2 separate regions of the Homo sapiens genome follow, and region 2 is linked to region 1. A link is a loop called in an ENCODE intact Hi-C map of the cell type or tissue named here. Cell type or tissue: endothelial cell of umbilical vein. All regions are shown on one strand. Each heading gives the region's core, and the rest is flanking DNA. Links, peaks and the distances in the headings are about the cores only. Region 1 overlaps LOC105379168 (a long non-coding RNA gene). Region 2 overlaps LOC105379168 (a long non-coding RNA gene).

Evidence for each region. Peaks named below come from ENCODE experiments on the same cell type or tissue, not always from the same donor. Only the 100,000 strongest peaks of a DNase experiment are listed, where the experiment ranks them.
Region 2: a loop joins it to region 1, with 5 times the contacts of the local background. A loop is called at or near these places in 2 of 110 quality-filtered maps.

What each region holds. Positions count from the first base shown.
Region 1 is chr5:128,822,317-128,831,835 of GRCh38, reverse strand. All of the region lies in intron 4 of LOC105379168 (a long non-coding RNA gene), which reads right to left. Among named protein-coding and RNA genes, the nearest start is that of SLC27A6, 140 kb to the left of the region's middle. In endothelial cell of umbilical vein, for the core only: no CTCF peak of the experiment used is centred there; a DNase peak (open chromatin) is centred at 5,795; H3K27ac peaks cover 1,164 bases.
Region 2 is chr5:128,769,545-128,779,063 of GRCh38, reverse strand. All of the region lies in intron 4 of LOC105379168 (a long non-coding RNA gene), which reads right to left. Among named protein-coding and RNA genes, the nearest start is that of SLC27A6, 190 kb to the left of the region's middle. RefSeq lists a silencer at 4,271-4,350. In endothelial cell of umbilical vein, for the core only: no CTCF peak of the experiment used is centred there; a DNase peak (open chromatin) is centred at 5,493.

The sequences.
Region 1 (9,519 bases), core at 3,668-7,667:
GGCAATAGGAATTTTTCAGCTTCATTTTAGTCTTAGAGGACCACCATCACATATGCAGTTCATCATGGACCAAAATGTTGTTATTTGGTACATGGCTCTACTTGAGATGCCTTGATATTTTATGTTCTCACACCCAGTCCTCTCAATCAACACAAGATGATGACATTCACAGGGGCAGAGAGACGATGAGTAGGAAGAATAGATTTATGTCAATTCACCCATTTGTGAAGGAGAGAGAACTAAAGAAAGCTTAGAGATGAATAGGTCCCAAACTATCAGTTTGTATTAATCTATAAAATGCTGTGAATTCCTTGGAAATATAGTTGTGGTCCTCCTTTTAAACTGAACGAAAGGAAAGAAGATATAATGCCAAGGAAATGGATATAACATTTACTCAAGTTGAACAACAAATGCTAAGTTCATAGAAATTTATAGTCTGACAAAGTAGGAGGAATTTTGTCATTTTAAAGAATTTTTGTCCTCCAATTAACCATCAATTATCTTCCTATATAGCATGTAAAATAAGAATATAATATTTTATAAATTATTATTAGATAACATGTTGGTTTGTTTCAGTTTCTAGATTTAAATACCTTCCCTTCTGGAGCCTTCTCATATTAAACAAATATTTTTAATGAAAATTTATTGGCAGCCATAGACTAATGTCACAATGATGTTAACTAAGCAAATATGAAAAAAGATGTTATGGCAGCTGTTTCCAAGATGTTGTCAAATCTTAAAAGATGGTGTCACTTTAAACTAAAAGTGCATCATTATTTTTTCCTAGAAAATTCTGCTATTTCTAAACACCCTTTGCAGCAATTAGTAGAATATCAAAGGATGCTGTCTTTAAACATTAGGACTTGCTTAAGACTTCCAGAGTTGTGATTTATAGATTTCATCGTTCTGTTACATTTCATTTCCAGTACCATCATTGTGCTCTATATTTTCTGCAACTCAGAATACTGTTGTTTAACTGATTAGAGATATTTTTAAACCTGAGATAATGTCTTTCTAGTTAAGAGCTATATTCCTGGGGTTTCTTTTTCGCAATAATTTCTCAATCCTGCAAGGACAAGGGAGTAAATCACTCACAGAGATGATTTACAGTTGAAGTGATGATTTAATAACCCATCTCTCTCTAATACAGTGCCTCGAGGGGCTCCTTGGCACCTGAAAGAATTTTAGCACCTCTAAAACTGACCATTTCCATCCAGCAGACACACAGAATCTGTGAAGATTTATGTTAGAATGTTTAGTGTCACCCACTATTCCGCAATATGAAGGCCTATGTTAGACTTTGACTACCATGTTAAATGTGGTCCCATCGACCATGATCTTTCCCAAAATAATGTTGCAGTATTTTTATAATAGCAATCAATAAAAATCACAGGATATCATAGATGTCTGTATTTATTATGATAATTTTCTAACATGTCAGTCAAAGGTCATTTTCTAACATCATACAATACCAAAAAACTACTGTATTTTTATGGTACTATGACAATGGCCAAATGATGGAATTCAAGTATTTAAGGTAGGTGAGCCCTTTGCCAATTTGCACTTTATGCTCATTAGAAGTAAGCTGCAAATTTGGTTCTGAATTTGTAGCCATACACGCTTGGGGCATTTCTGCTTCCATCCCCCTTGTCCGGTATAGCCCAATCCCACAAACCCCTTCAACCTGCCAAGATCAAGTCCACTTCTTGATGTTCACATTTACTGTTCACTCCCCTGGGATTGCTGGGGTTTCCCAGGTATTTGTCTGGCTCCTTCTTCTTGTTCATCTCAGCTCAATTGTCAATGCCTCAAACCTATCAAAAGCAGTCCATGTTTGTACCACTACTCTGCTTTGGTTTTCCTTAGTATTCTCATTATAACTCTCTAAAATTATTTTCTCGTTTATTTTTTAATTATCTGTTTCTCCCATCCTCACTAGGATTTAAACTCCATGAAAACAAAGAAATTGTCTATTTTTTGCTATAACCCCAGCACCAGGAATAATGCTTGGCACATAGCCAGTGGTTTATTTTGTTAAACAAACACATGAATGGATATTTATGGAGAATTTCTCTTAAGGATAAGCCGTCAGTAACTAAACTATAACCTCAGTTTCAGTGAGACCACCAATAATCTGTGTTCTCAGATGATATTTTAGGATTCTTTTCTGGAACTTTGCTCTGAAGGAACTTAATGGACCTACATTAAGGAACAGCATTGCAACCTCCCTGTGAAGGCCCTTGCTATATTCTTAACATGACTGAGATTGAAGATATTTTTCTCAAAATTAACATGTTCTCTCTATAAAGACACACCAAAAAATATTCTCATAGCTCTCTGTATCAGGAAAAGAGATAACTTCTCAACAGGTGCTTGTTTTCCTTCCTTTCTTCCTTCCTTCCCTCCTTCCTTCCTTCCTTCCTTCCCTCCCTCCCTCCCTCCTTCCTTCCTTCCTTTCTTCTTTCTTTCTTTTCTCTTTCTTTTTGGCAGAGTTTTGCTCTTGTTGCCCAGGCTGGAGTGCAACGGCAGGATCTCGGCTCACTGCCACCTCTGCCTTCTGGGTTCAAGCAATTCTCCTGCTTCAGCCTCCCGAGTAGCTGGGATTACAGGCGCCTGCCACCATGCCTGACTATTTTTTTTTTTTTTTTTTTTGTATTTTTAGTAGAGACGGGGTTTTGCTATGTTGGCCAGGCTGGTCTCCAACTCCTGACCTCAGGTGATCCGCCCGCCTCAGCCTCCCAAAGTGCTGGGATTACAGACATAGCCACCATGTTTTTCTTTCTTGATGTCAAAACTCATATGATTAATTCAGTGTTTCTTTTTTATTAGTTTGCTAGGAAATTCAGATCCAAATTTGCAGCTCACCTGTAATGAGCATACAGCATGCATTCTGTGTATTAAACTCAATTTTGTTTCCCTGTCCTTATTTTCTGTTCAATTTCCATTCAATTTCTACCTAATTTCCTCTCCAAGTTCTTATTTATTTGCTTTATCCTATTGTTTGATTCTTTGTAATCATATTGTTTGGAACAGGCAAGGTGGAAATGCATTTTAAAGTGAGATTGTATTCCAAAAAGCACTATGTTATTTTTGGATCTTATATATTGAGAATGTAGGTGGAGCCTTGAGTGACACAGAGCCCTTTAGGATATAAGCAGGTGTTCTGTAAGATAAATTGGAGAACTTCCCTTTCTAGTGACTTGTTTTTTGGCCCAAGTATTTAAGATGCTCCATATGCTGGACAAAAATCGTCTTCCAAAAGAAAAAAAAAAACCATAAAAGTTACTTTTTGGACATTCAAGGAGGTGAAAGAAAAATCCAGACTGCTTTGAAGGAGGCTTCCTGCACTGCCTGCAGTGCAGAAGGGTATAAACACAACCCCAGATGCCAGATGTTTTAGCATAGCAATGTGAAGAAATACTCTCCTTTCTTTATTTACACTTTACAGCAAATATTTTACAAAGAGAAAGCAAAGAATGTTGATGTTCCACCAGTAAAGCTTCAAGCATAACAAGGTCCCAAAGGCCAAAATATTAGCCTTCCCTAAAGTGTCCTTTAGTGTGTAGTGATAAACATCAGGCATTCTATTTTCTAGTATTCAGAAACGATGATTATTAGGAAGAAAGAAAAGCTTGCAACACTGATCAATTTCTCTTTTTTTCAATGTTGCCAGGATGTAATTACAGTTGTCATCATTGTTTTGTGTGTGTGTTTTATTTTAACCAGGGGAAAGAATTTGTAAGTTTACATACACACAAACACACACACACACACACACACACACGGGGGAAGGGAGAAGGTAACCACTTTTCCTGCTAGCCAATTGCTTAAACTTTCTTTGAATGGCATTTTTTGATTATAGAATCACTTTCCAATCTAGCCATATACTTGATGATGAGAAAATACTCTTAGTGGCGATCTCACTGTTCTGAAAACTAACACATTTAAAGGAATTTCCTTCTTTTTTTTTTTTTTTTTAAGATGGAGTTTCCCTCTTGCTGCCCAGGCTGGAGTGCAGCGGCTGATCTCAGCTCACTGCAACCTCTACCTCCTGGGTTCAAGCGATTCTCCTGCGTAGCTGGGATTACAGGTGCCCACCACCACGCCCAGCTATTTTTTTGTATTTTTAGGAGAGATGGGGTTTCGCCATGTTGGGCAGGCTGGTCTCAAACTGAACTCGGGTGATCTGCCTGCCTTGGCCTCCCAAAGTTCTGGGATTACAGACATAAGCCACCTCGCCCGGCCAGCAATTTCTTAAAAGTGGCCATTTGGATATTGTTACCAACCTAACGTTCTTATTTCTTACTTTAGTTAGTAAATCAAAAGAAGAGACAGTAAATCATACACTTAATAAAACATCAAAGACAGACCCTGCTGGGAGTGACTACCAGTACCAATTCTATCATATCTGTCAGGAAAGGCCTGATGCCTGGATAGGAAACTCAAATAGGCTGGGGAGAGACTGAGAGAAGGAGGGGACTTCATAAATCACACCACAGTGATTTATCCCAACATGCTCTCAGCAAGCAAGGGAAGTTGATACAAGTATATTCTACACACAGTTCACAGCAAAGATGGTTATATTATTTTGTCCTTTAGAATGGAAGATCGTATTAAATTAAATTTCAGAGACCCTGCAGCCCATTACACTTAAAGAATTGCCTTTTTTCTTCCTAAAGCAAAATTTAGGGAATTCGGTTCAATAAAAGACCAAGGAAAAAGTAAGGCGCTAGAATCTTGCCAACCACCTTATCAAACCAGGACCTTTGAATAAAAGATCAAAGAAATTGAGCATTCACAGGAATCTTCCCTAATCCAAACAGATGGAAAGATTAGAAGAGATCCTAAATTACACCAAAGTTTTGTCACTGCCCTCCAGGTGAGAAGATAATCTCGATCTTATCTAATGAATAATGAAGGGCATAGCAGGAGACTGGGGTCCTGACCTCCTGAAAGATTACAGAAATATGTAACAGGCCTAATAAGAAGTCTCATATGGAGAACTAAAGCTAATGAAAACAATTGGAACCAAGAGGAAGTTAGAATGCACTTTTGAGATTATTGGAATATTGACTTTACATTTTTTGGAGGGGTAAATATGACCATATAGCAAACTGAGATTAACCTTTTTCTATTTCTGACTTTTTCGGTATGTCTTTGAAATTTTGTGTGCTTCTAGATGAACACATCATGTTATACTGTCTTTTATGCATGAATCTGCTATTATTGAAGCAGCCTACCATCATTAGGAATGAACACCTTCCCCTGTCTTCTTAACTATCACTTACCCCCATAACTCACTACTGTTCCTTCCAAAATCATGCCTTTGCAAGCTGGCAAGCCAAGTATGACTTAGCTAAACATGCACTAAAGCGGTTAACAGACCCAAATGGGATCAAACCCAGCATCTTGGCTTTATTCCACCAGATGCTAAGAAACACATTAAGACACCATATGGTGGATGAATACATAACCACAGGATTGCATTTAGCATCTTTACATTTTTATTTAGTTTTTGATTTAGAGGTTAGACAGTCCTTGTTTCAACACCATTAAGTTTAGGGTGAGATTACAGTAATAACTAAATTTAATGAACCTTTAAATAGCATAGTAATCAATTTGCACCAAGTTCAAATATCAGGGGTTACTGACTTTGCCTATGACAATGTCTTTAGTATCACCTCCTAAATAACATCAAACAAGGGGGAAGAAAACATGAATTCTAAATCTGATTCCACAGTTATTTTACTTTGTACAATGGCTGGTTCCTTCTGGGTCTACTGCCAGCACTGTGTCATGGACTTTAAATGACTCATCTCCTTTAATTGTCATAACAGCAGTCCTATGAGGTAGATATTATTATTTTCATTTTACAAATGTGGAAATGAGGCAGAGATATGAAGTAACTCACCCGAAATCATGCAACTAGGAAGTAGCCCAAACTCTTACCCACTGTACTCATTGGCTTTGATTAATTCATCTATGCCATCCACACCTCTATTCTCCAAATATTTATTCCCCATGAATGTTCATAGTTTAATTAATGAGCAATTAGCTTAGCAATTGGCACAATAATTATGTTACCATTCATTAACATTTTATTCAACAAATTTTTTTTGAACAAAAACATTTGTTCAAAAAAAATTTTTTTTGCATAGTCATCTCATCTAATTGGGCCAAAGTGCATTCTAAATAGACAATTTGTGCCAATGCATTCCAAGACATTTATCCTCTGCTGAATTGCTATGTTTTTGAACTATTTGTTTGATATTTTTTGAAAGTCCTGTTATTTTGCTGGAAAAAATAGACAACATTCAACGTTTATTCTTCAATGCTTTCTACATTTAGGAAAAAATGATTTATAGTGCATAATATATTCCTGTAAGTTATCCCTGACCTTTCTTAACTCATTTACTCTTTATAATGTGAATACATGTCTCCCAGTGAGCTATTTTTTTCCCTCATGGTCAGGAATTTTGGGAATAGGAATAAGTCAACTCTCTATCTCCTGCATGGATAAGTATTTACCTTTCTTTGCTTTTCTTGCTGGCAAAAGCTTCTATCTGTATTGTTTTTATCTTGATCAAACTTTTAACATTTTCTGAACTCTATTTACTTTCCTGCTAATTATCACAACTGGAGTGAATTTCCTTTTTTTAATACTAAATTAAAATGTCTACAGTTGCTTGACATAAAGGAGCATAACGCTTATATGGTAGGTATGCATTTTAGAATTGCATTTTTGCAGTTTGTGTTTAAAATTTGCTGGACAATATTGATTATTTCATTTTAAATTGGCAAATAAAATTGTACTATTGATTATGTACAATATGATGTTTTGAAGTATACATATATTGTAGAATAAAATTGCTCATTTTTTAGTTATGTTTCTTTGTGGATAATCCCATGGATTTATTCTTCAGGTGATTAATTAACCAATTAATTTTAATAAGGATCTAATTTTTATTTAAATTTAAATTTAAAGTAAGTTTTGCATGATAGCAATTGTTTCTATCATATTTTGGAGTTATATAAAAAAGCAAACAGAAACGGGTCCATTATTCTAGACTATGAAAAATATACCAGTGGTAATGGGTAATAGTGAGGTATTGGGAATAACTTTTTTAACTCTTACTTCTTTATTCTAAATTTCCTTAGAAAACATAACTATTTTGTAACAGATTAACTTTATACTGGGAAATGTATCCTTTTTAAGAAGAGATTTGGACATTTTGTTTTTATCTAGTGCTTCCCATCATATTGGCCTTATGCGATGCAGAAACACATACTCAGAGGTCCTTTATGCAATCCCTCTCTGCCACTGAGACCTTTCTTACCAAGCGCTTGTGTTACCAGAAAGGGTTCCCGATCCAGACCCATGGATAGAGTTCTTAGATCTCGCACAAGAAAGAATTCAGGGCGAGTCTGCTGTGCAAAGTGAAAGCCAGTTTATTAAGAAAGTAAAAGAATAAAAGAATGGCCACTCCATAGACAGAGCAGCCCTGAGGGCTGCTGGTTGCCTATTTTTATGGTTATTTTTTGATGATATGCTAAACAAGGGGTGGATTATTCATGCCTCCCCTTTTTAGACAATATTGGGTAACTTCCTGACATTGTACCATGGCATTTGTAAACTGTCATGGAGCCAGTGGGAGTGTAGTAGTGAGGACAACCAGAGGTCACTCTCATCGCCATTTTGATTTTGGTGGGTTTTGGCTGGCTCCTTTACTGGAACCTGTTTTATCAGCAAGGTCTTTATGACCTGCATTTTGTGCTGACCTCCTATCTCATCCTGTGACTTAGAATGCCTTAACCGTCTAGGAACACAGCCCAGTAGGTTTCAGCCTCATTTTACCCAGCTCCTATTTAAGATGGAGTTGCTCTGGCTCACACACCTCTGACACTTGTTCAGCCTAAGAGGCCATTGTTTAGAGATGGCTGCAGCAGAGGTGAAGCTCACAGAGCCGGCAGTGTTGACATTCTTGGGCCCAGGCCAAAATGGAGGGAAATATTTTTCTCTTCATCCAAAGCATCTTTAAAATCTTGACTCTGATCTGGGAGCTGAGACTCCTTGGAACTCAGGGATCGATTTGGCATCTGGGGCTGTGAGGAATTTTCTACTTTTTATAGAATTATCTTAATGCTTTAATAGAGAAGAAGCACTTTGTTTGTATTGGTAGAGTTTCAAACGCTTTTGTTTCATAGCCTCTTTATTGTGTTTGGATAGCAGTAACCCACTCCTTGGGGTCACTTACAGGGAACTTCAGCCCACTCTATTCAGAAATTATTAATATTGCCTTCATTTGAGAAGGTAAAGCACTTCACCATACTTTAATTGTTTCTCTGATTAGAATTAAAGAATCACAAAGCTTGAGGGATAATACCACCTTATTTTACAGTTAAGGTACCAGGGATCCAAAGTGGTTAAAGTGAGTCATTCAAAATCAGAATGAGGACCAGAAGCAACTCTCTGGAATGTCATGCAAGTCAAGTTGACCTGAATTGCTATCCCATTTCACCTTTCCTTAACCATTTGGCTTGGCTTATCTTGTGCCACCTCCTGTGGAAAGTGTTGTGAGATTAAATGTCATGTACATTACACTCCCAACCCCCACCTATCTGTAAACTCAGGCCTTCCCATGTCCTCTCAAAAATTCATATTGGGTTGTTTGTTCTGCTCTGTAAAAGAAAGAGGTTTGAATCCAAAATGAAGGGAATATATACATACTTAATTCTGATCATATCAACTCATACTCCCTCACCACAGTAAAAATTCTTCAATGTCTCCTTTTTATAAAAGTTGGGTAAAATCCAAGCTCCTGCAGGAGGAACTCCAGGATCTAGCCTCCATCTCTCTCCTAGGGCTTTCCCACTTTTCCGCTTCCTCTACACGCCTCATCTCCAGTCATGCCTCTGCACAGTCTCTGGTGGAAATAACTTCCCACTACAAAATCCATCTTCCAACACTCATCTCATCTCCCTTTCTCTGTGAATCTCTGAGTGCCCATTCACAAAGACGTAATTTTTAAAATTACCTAAATTCCTCAAGGCAAGGATCCTATTTTATTCACTTTTGTGTCCCAGCAGTTAATACCTAGGTTCCAGAACCAAGGCGAACAATATTAAATCTGTCTTTAGAATTGAGAGATATTATAGTTTAAAAGTTAAGAGCACAGACTTTAGGCTTAGATTCCTAGAGTTAAATCTCAGCTCCCCAACTTTCCAGTTTTTGTGGCCACAGGCAAGTAAATTAAGCTTTTTGTTCTTAGTGCCCTCATATGTTAAAAAGGAGTTATCATAACATCCACCTTATAGGGCTCTGTTGACAGTTAATATGTTTAAAACAATATGATATATGATGAGTGGTATTATTACTAATCTATTATCGTTATCATCATCTCCTCAACATAATTTATTAAACTCTAAATAACTACTACAGAGGGAAACATTTTTATATAGCATCAGGAAGCATAAGCAAATCAAATTCTCTAAAAAGATTGCATTCAACAAATATCCTGG
Region 2 (9,519 bases), core at 3,523-7,522, 53 kb after region 1:
TACATAAATAAGAATAAGAGTAAATCTACAGTTTAATGATTACACACACAGGTTATGACATACAGGAGGCCATAATCCCCTAATAAACCCTAATGGGGTTCTCCATTTTTTTAAAGAAAATGTTTCATATTGTATTTTGGGGAAGGGAAACCCAGTGAATTAAAATCAGCTCTCAGAGATCTTTTGCTAACTCTGAACCATTTGTTGCTCCTGCCCTCTGTTAGCCTCTAGAAGAGCTTTAGCGGCTCCAAGGGAAGTTTATTCAACTGCTTCTCATCACATCCACCCACACAGATTTACATGCAAAGAGCTCAGGATGTTCAAAAATGTGGACATTGAAAACAGAAAGAAAGAAAGAGGAGGGGAAAAGAGCGAGAAAAACATTTTTGAAATGTGTCCCTTCCAACCCATTTGTAATAACTGCAGCCCTTTAACCAGGTCATTTTATTGAAATCATTAGCTGTTACTAAGAAGTTTTGTCGTCATCATCGGAATATGCTGAGCTCACCAGGACACCTCATGCTTTTCAAAGCAAAGAAAGAGGCAGGAAATAACTGCTATTCCTTTTTTTTTTCCTGAAATACGATGATAAATTAAGGTGACTGTAGGAACAAAAGGGGTCTCCAGTGAGGTCAGTCTCTTAGAACTCATTGTAGTGGTACTTCTTTGTTGCTGTTGCCCACCTTAGAGGGATTCTAGGCACCATTTGTTTGCATCTCCATTTATATCTGAGCCTAATCTTAAATCTACTACTCTCCTATTTCAGCATTTTGGCATGATGGGTTTTTTCAGGGTTGGCCTGGGTCTGCTTGTTCGTTCATTCCTGGGAGAAGAAAAAAAACTTAAAACGTATAAAATTTAACAGAAAACCCATACAATTAGAAGATGCTGGATCAGGATCTTCTATCTTTGTGGTGCTTGTCTTGCCCATAGATTTCTTTTGAGAGGGACTGCCACCTCCACTGTCCCTGCCAAAGGAAGCATATCATAAAATATCTTAGATAAAAGTGGTTGTGCTCTAATTATGTTTGTAGGCCCTCTGGTAAGAGACACTGGCTAGGGAGAGTTTATAATGGAGCAATAATCTATCTAAAGGCAGACAAGCAGCTTGTGAGGCAGCCTAGCATTGGAGTGTCACTCAACAGCTACTACAGGAATCTCTCAGGAATTAGAATTGAGAACTCTGAGAAAGAGTCAGTGAGTAGGGAAATTCAGGAGTCAACTAGGAAACTGAAAGAGGAAGAATAAACATAAAGTAGAGATGAAAAGAATGGCTGATTCTCATTGGCTAATAAGAGAGCCAAAATAATAACAACTTATTGAAAAAGCAGCACTGGATTCCTGAATGGCCTTCCATTTCTTAAAGTGTTTTCTGGACATCAGTCCTCCTCTTCCTCTAAAAGGCACCCAGGCTGGTGTCCAACATTAGCCAAATTTAAGTACCTAAAAGCAGGTTTACCCAGATTTCTGTGAGGCCCAAACACCATGACTGAGAAACCTATTTTTCTCATTTTCCCGTAAATCTGTATAATAAAACTCCCCTTACTTGAAGTACTTTGAGTAGTTTCTGTTATTTGCAACCGAAGAATGTAACATCAGGGGTCAGTAACAATATTATCATTTAAATCTGGGGGATTTTATAAACTCATGTAAAGTGAAATTGATAACTAAGGACCTTGTCCACATAACTATGGGACAACTAAAATTTTAACAATGTATTTATGTATCTAATGTGTCAGTTTCCCTTTCACTTTTGATGATTCATCCAGTTGCTCTTACTAGAAAGTAAGGTGTTGTCTTTGATCTCTCATTTCCTCTCACTTCAGAGAGCCACCAAAACCTGATGATTCTGCCTTCCAATTACATCTGAAATCTATTCACCACCCCTCAAACCCTACAGCTTCTTTGCGCTGTCCCATTTCAAGGCATCTGTGTTCCTGATTTCAGTCTGTGGAAAATACCTTCTGACCACCAGGATGTTTCTTACTGAAATTCTTGCTACTTTCCAATACATTCATTTAAGCCAGTTCTATGTTCAAAACTCTTCAATGTCATCTCATTTCTCTTAGGATAAGGGCAAAATCTCTTAAAGACTAAAATCTGGCCCCTGTGTATCACTCCAGCCTTTGACTACAAACTGCCTTATTTCTGTTCCCCAATTATATACTGTTCTCTTTCTCGCTCAAAGTATTTTTCCCATCCTATCACCTCAGCTGAAACAGTTTCTCCCACCCCACTGCCTCCACTCACACTCCGTTCACCTGGCTTAATTCTTAGTTGTAATGGCAATGTAAGATTCCCTGTTTAAAATTCACTTCTTCAGATAAACTTGCCCTGACACTGCCTTATAGATCAGGCTCTCTTGTGTAATTTCAATCATCCCATATCATACATCCGTAACACTTACATTTGTGATGACTCCAAATGATTTAGTCTTTTAGGGTTACCCTTTTTTCACATGTATTACATAACTAGAATTTAGTTCCTAACTTTCAAAATTGTGTAAAAATTTTGAGATATAATCCTCTAAAAATCTCAAATATGTTTGGCATGTTTGAATGTAAAATATAGGCTAAGTAACACTCCCAAAATTGACTTTGTGGATCTTGAGGGCCTCAATAATCTTTCCTTTAATAATGAATAATATGATTTTATAGGTTTTTAAATTCTATATATTTATAAGAGTTGCAAAATTTACATTCTTTGAATTTTGTCATAACACCATGCATGTGAGACTTAGTCAAGGAGTTGGGGAGAATTTCAAATATTCAGAAATTTTAAGTGTCTGAGATTAATTTTCCATTTCTGGTAGACATGTAGTAAATATATATATATATAGAAAATGCCACCCCAATGATGGGCAAATCTCATGTCCTCATTAGTAAGACTTTCCCTAAGAATTTTGAGACAAAATAAAAGATTATTGGAGGGGCAACAACTATTTGAAGGGAAGTCAAGAAAGGCTCTTTCTGAGGCAAAAAAAAGAGCAATATCTAATTAAAAGCACAGAGGGGTATACACTTCTCAAGGGCACTGAGATTGGTGTCCAACATGAGCAATGTTTTAAGTACCTAAAGAGGAGGTACCATCCTTCGGTTTAACTGAGTCCAAAAGAAAGCTGGGTCCATAAAAGTGCCAACTCAGATGGGTCTTTTCAAAGGCAGTTGAAGTCTAACACAATGATAATGGACTGCCAAGTGGGAGACAAATGTCATGTGCATTAAGGCAGAAAAAAGTTCCAAGTAGATGCCTGAAGGCTGTTACTATAATTGGACGCTGAGTGGGAAAAGTAAGATTCACATTTCAATGGTAAGATCCTTTTCCTTTACTCTGTATGATGTGTTCTGGAATTTCTGACTGGCTAATTTTCCTCGTGAGTATTTCCCAGCATCTTGCCGTGTTGTTAGATGTCTCATGCTGTCTCCTTTTCTCTCTTGGGTCCCTAAACTGCTCTTTCCCCATCTGCCCCACAAAATTTGAAATTGTTCTAACTTTAATATGTCAGGGAAGTTATTTCTAATTTTGGATCTACCTAGTTCATCTTAGCTATGTCATATGAATCCCCTGTTTGATCCCCAGAAAAAACATCAGGACAATTTCCTAAATAACAACAGTTATCTTCCAAAGAGTAACAAGCTTTCTATCAACACTTCTTTGTCCTTGTTGCTATAGTTATATTATTCTTTGTTTCTTTAATGTCTCTTTTCTCAGCTAGACTATATAAACTCTGTGTGGGCAAAGGCCATGTCTGTTTTCTTCTTTTCTGAATCATTTAAAGTGATGAGAAGAAAATAAAAGCCCAATATATATTTCTTTGAATAAATTAATATGCATTGATACATCTTAGCACAGATTGAAAGGTAATGCTGATACTTTCCTGCACACCCTACCACCCCCAAAATGATCTGTCTTTTAGGATTTAAGTACTAATCACAATGACAATCCTCCTTTTGCTTGTAGAGTATGTTGGGATGATGCTTAGGACTAGACTGAAAATGGGAAAATGGCTAGTCAGCAGACCTGGATCTGGCTCCGTGAAATTCCCTATGGCCTCACTCACTGCCTGCACCCTGGAGCAGAGTTAAAGGAATCACAATGGTAGTAGAGAAGCTAGATAAACTGAGAAGAATCTCATAATTAAGCAGAAGATGCTCGCAGGGATGTAATGAACACTAATGTACTTACGAATGCAATGCATAATATCAGCTGTCCTATAGTCAGGACTAGCGGTCAGGATTGCCAAACCTCACAGCACTCCGTCATCGGTCAGCTTATCAACCAAAACCACAAACCACTACAAATGTGAATTCTCAGTAGCACTGTACATACGAGGAAACAAAGCTCAGCTATTATAAAACTTATCAAAGATCTAGCTGATAACCAGGAGACCCAGAATCTGAGCCCAGGTAGGTCTGATCCTTTTCCTTCTTTCTCATGCTCTCAATGACGTTTCCACTATGGTCAGAAAATATGGAAACTTTTTTTTTTTAACAACATCCTTTTGACCAAGGGAAATACCACCAAGTATTTCCTTCAAATTAGTCTCTGCAGTTTATTGTAAAGAGCTTTCTGATCCAAAAGTTTGTTCACAATCAAATGAGTGGACAAAATTGTTTGCTAAACTAACATGTGTCCTTGTTGCTTATTATCATGTTTTGCAAACACACTGCAGCTCCCTTGAGAAGGTTTCTTTTTAATATTATTATTTTTAAATGGTACATTGTAATTATATATATTTATGGAATATAATTTTGTGTTCTCACCACAAAGAATTGATAAATGCATGAGGTGATGGACAATGTACACACCCTGATTTGACCATTACACAACATATACATGTATTGAAACATCAGATTTTACCCTGAGAAGCCTTCTCATCAAGTGTCTTCTCAACATTGAGGATACCATGAGTTTAGATGAATAAGCATTTTTTTAATCAGAGAAACAAAAATGATGAAATGATTTATTTAAGTTTGATGTAAACACTTGAAATGGAGGGTTGAAACCATTCTATAAATAACTTTAAAATAGATAAAACCTTATTTTCCTCAATTATCTAAATATTTAGGTTAAAGTGGGGTTTTAAAAAATTTATTTACTATATCTAGAGATTTTCCCATCTGCCCATTTTATTCATCGGAACTGAGGATGCTTCTTAAAAGTAAACATTCCTAATGAACATGCTTTTAAAGAACAAGTGACTAAAGTATAAAAAGTTTTGTGGCTAGTGTGTTATTTTATCTGCTTGCTTCCAGACTATCACACATATTTCTTCCACATTAAAATTTATCTCTCAGGTATATTAATTCTGCCCAGGTTCTCTAAGCATATCATCTATCCTGTTTCAAGTGTCACGGATATAATGACAGAAAATGTCCAGTATTGGCAATTACAGCTTAGGTACAAATATGAATAACACGTTACTTCCAACCAGCCAGATCCTTGTATTTCATTTCACGTAGGCAGTATTTCCTCTCTTCTGTTTTCACTGGACACTTGCCTGCTTTCACAGTACCATGCACCACACATCCTGTTTATTAGTTTAAAAGAGTTTAACAAGGGGACTTATTTTATGTTTTTCTCTGTCCACCAAAGTGCAATTTACTACTCTTATAAAAAGTGGCTTCCCCAGTGTATTTGCACTGTGCTTCATTGCGACTCCTTCTGTAATATTCTATGTGATGTTCAAAGTCACTCTACTTACCATCATTCATACTTACTTTCCTTTCATAAATATTGCCCAGTGGCAATTTAATTACCAATTTGATTTAAAGCTTAAAAACTTGTTCCGTTCGCTTTTTCAAAATGATTTTAGATTTTATGTTTTATTGATTATGTTCTTTAAAAGAACACACTTGTATCAAATTCTATAGCAATGTACAAATTTGTCTCCACTGTAAGGACTCTTACTTTGCACTTCTGATGCTTAGCGAAGTAGAGGGAACCCATCTTGCTTTAATGTAATTTCAACATAGTCCCTAGCCTGGCTGCTTGAATGAACTACATACTATTACACTGATGTTCTGTTTACAGAAAAGGTCTTATTATTTAGCATTTATGTGAACTGCTCCCCTAGTTCCCTTAGAGACTCATCAATCCAAACTACAAATATGTCCTATTATATTTCCTGATGTTACCTTTACCGAGTCTCTTTCTCATGGTCCTGGCATACCTTGGTGTAAAGTAAAAATCACAGAACTAGAAGTGCCAGCCCATGTGATATGGCATCTGGCTAATGCACTTCCCTAGGGCTTAAGAGACTATATTTTTAAAGTTATATTTTTTTCCCTCCTGGAGCCAATTACACTCTCTAAATAGAAGTACGCAGGGACACATTGAGAGCACTGTTGAATTCTTCATCCAAGTGTCTTCATCCTTTCAAATGTTTTACAACAGTGATTCCTGGCCCAAGGCCATGTCCCCCAAAAGCAAATCATCCCTCTTAATCAAAATAAAAAAGTCCTGTCTTCAGACTCATCAACTTCCCCACTTCATACTAGAAGAATAGCTTCATTTGGCTCACCACATGGAATGTTTTTTCCTGGCTACAAATATCATGAACACTAAATTCAACTACATAATGAACCATATGATGTGAACACTGCTACAGCTCCATGTAGGTCAGTGGGACGAAGCACAAATGGAATAATCAAAACCACAATCAGTATGCAGTTCTCGTTTGGGCTTGCTAAGGAGGCAGTGGTGGAGGCTGTGAATACTGTTAAGAGTGAAGCATGCTTATTCCTTGCTATAAATGAGCAAGGAAGAATGATATACTCAGTTTACCTCAGGTGCAAAGGATACAAAGCAAAGTAAAGAAGCAACCAGTTATTAGCAGAGAACTCCCATGACAAATGTCCTGTTGGACCACTGGTTTCTGTCTCAGGCCCTCGTTTTTGGTGGAATCAGCTTTTACCAGGAAGGCACAGTTGAAATTAACACATCATGGTGACTATGGCTATGAGCTGCCTGTGACTGCTTTTGTCAGAAGGGAGCATTGCAACAGAGAGCGGCATGGTGTAGTAGCTGAACAAATGTAATTAGTCTGCTTGGGTTCAAATCTTACCTTTACTTCTTAGTACCTGTGTGGTTTGGGGGAAAATACCTAACTGTTGAAAAATCCATCTTCCTTTCTGTATAGAAACAGAAGTAAAATACTACTACTCCCCTCAAGGTGTTCTTGTGAAGGTATCCATATAAGACAATTAAGTAGTTGGTTTTCAGTAAGCAGACAGGTTTCAATTATTGTTATTTCAATGATTGTTGTTGTTCACGAAGAGCCTATTCCTATGCAGGTATAGAAACCACCTCAGTTAGTGTGACCAGTCATCTTGGTTTGCCACAAAGGTTTCCTGGGCATGGGATTTATGGTGTTAAATCCAGGGAAGCCCTTGGCAAATAAGAATGAGTTGGTCAACTTAATTATTACTCAAACTATTATGAAAGTTACAGGCCTTTTTGCTTCTTTATAATTCAAGTACAATCTCTATGACTTGTATTCTTTGTACTATTGAGCAAAAAGGAGTTGGGAAGGTAATTACTAACAAATACTACAATCTGGGAGGTAGAAACGATTCACAGAAGAGAATAAAAACTCCATGAAGGTAGAGAGTCCTTTCTCAATAGAGAGGACTCTTTAAGAAAGAGATAGTGACTGATATTTTTCCCCTGCTTATTAGTTAGTGGTTTATTTTGTTTTGTTTTTTGTTTTTTTACAAATGTCCTTTTGTTTCATTGTTAACAAAGTGGTTGCTAAAACAGTCTCTTCTGGATGAAAGCAGAAATTAGATGCTGATGGGACTGCTATTACTCTCTGCTACTCAGCCATCTGCAGGGAAAACTATTTCCTGAATATCTTTCTCCTATGGGTGGTCATAGGAATAAAAGAACAAACAATATTAGCTGCTCTGGAATGGAAGGTGGGAGTGAGAAGAGGAAGTGCTGTGAAAAACATTTGTCTAAGGCCGATCTTTAGGGGAAAGTATGGGACTTCCTTTTTTTTCTTTTGTTTTGTTTTTGTTTCCTATTACTATGTTTCATACATTATTAAAGCACTTGTGTTTAGGCTTACAATATAAAGATTGTTCATTTTCTATGTTCATCAGAATGAAAGATATACTGGTTTCTGTCTCTCAGGTCAGCCGTCAGCAGCTGGAGAGGCCCTTGAGTCCCCTACCTTCATCCCTGATGTCACCTGTGATATAAACCACAAGTTACCTCTTAATGGCTTGTGAACAGAACTCACTTACAAAGCTGGAAGGTAATTTAGTTCTTTCTTGCAGATGGCGAAATGCCGTTTTACATACCTAAGCAACTCTACTTCCCATATCATTATTTGAGATGTCAACATGTTAAAACTGAAAAGAACTCTGACAACGAATCATCTTTCTTGATGAGCATGTGATTTTTTTTATTTTAAAAATATTTAGCAATAAGCCAATCATAGTGATGCACCTGTAGTTCCAGCTACTTGGGAGACTGAGGCCGGAGAATAACTTGAGCCCAGGAGTCTGAGTCCAGCCTGGGCAACGTAGCGAGACCCTGTCTCTTTTTTAAAAATCAGCAAGTAATTTATAGTAATAATTATACACTGATAAGATAGCAGACACCAGGCTAATTGGTTTACATTTATTATCTAATTTATTCTTCACAGCTATGCAGAAGGTATTATAAGCTCTTCCAGACAGATTAAAAACTGAGGACTCATAAAGGTAAGGTAACTTGTCCAGGTCTCACTGGTAAAAATTAGCAGAATCTGGCTTTGAACCCAAATTTGACTGACTGTAACACCCATAATCTTACCCACATATTACATCTTCCTGATACTTTAAAACATCCATACTAGACACAATAAGGGACACAACAGGAATAAAACACAGTGTCTGTCCTCTACAAGGGTAAAATACCCTCTCCCTTTCCTGGGCAAAGGCTCCCACTCTAAGAGCCTCTCCCAGCCTGGGGTGGAGCATACAGCTCCCCTCCTCTCTGGTTTCTACCTTAATCTTTCTCTGCCTCCACCCCAACCCCATGTACTGTCTATTCTCCTCTCTTTTTTCCTTTCTCTTGTTTGTAATTGCCCTAAATGGCTCAACAGAAAGAGCCTCAATAATTTCTTAAAACATGGGCTCAAATTGTGAATATCAGAAAGTTAGTTCCCTTTTCTTCATATCCCTTTTCCTCTCACACATGCCAAGGCCCTTCCCTTTTCATCTCACCCCACCCCATTTAACATTATCAGGTATAAACCAAATGTCACCTTTCTGAAAATGTCCCAAGTCTACCAAAGCAGAAAAAAACTCTTCTTCTACTGGGAGTTAATATCTTTTTGAGAAGAATTTCATCACAGCATGTATCACTTTTTATTGTAATTATTGGCTGATGTGCCTCTGTCTTTAAGGGAATGTGAGTTTCTTAAGGAAGGAACCATGCCTCAGTTAACTCTGTCGGCACCGCCTGCCAAGGAAAAGCTAGGGGCTCTGCTTCTTTATTGCTGTTTCCTGGTTCCTTATGATTGGGCTC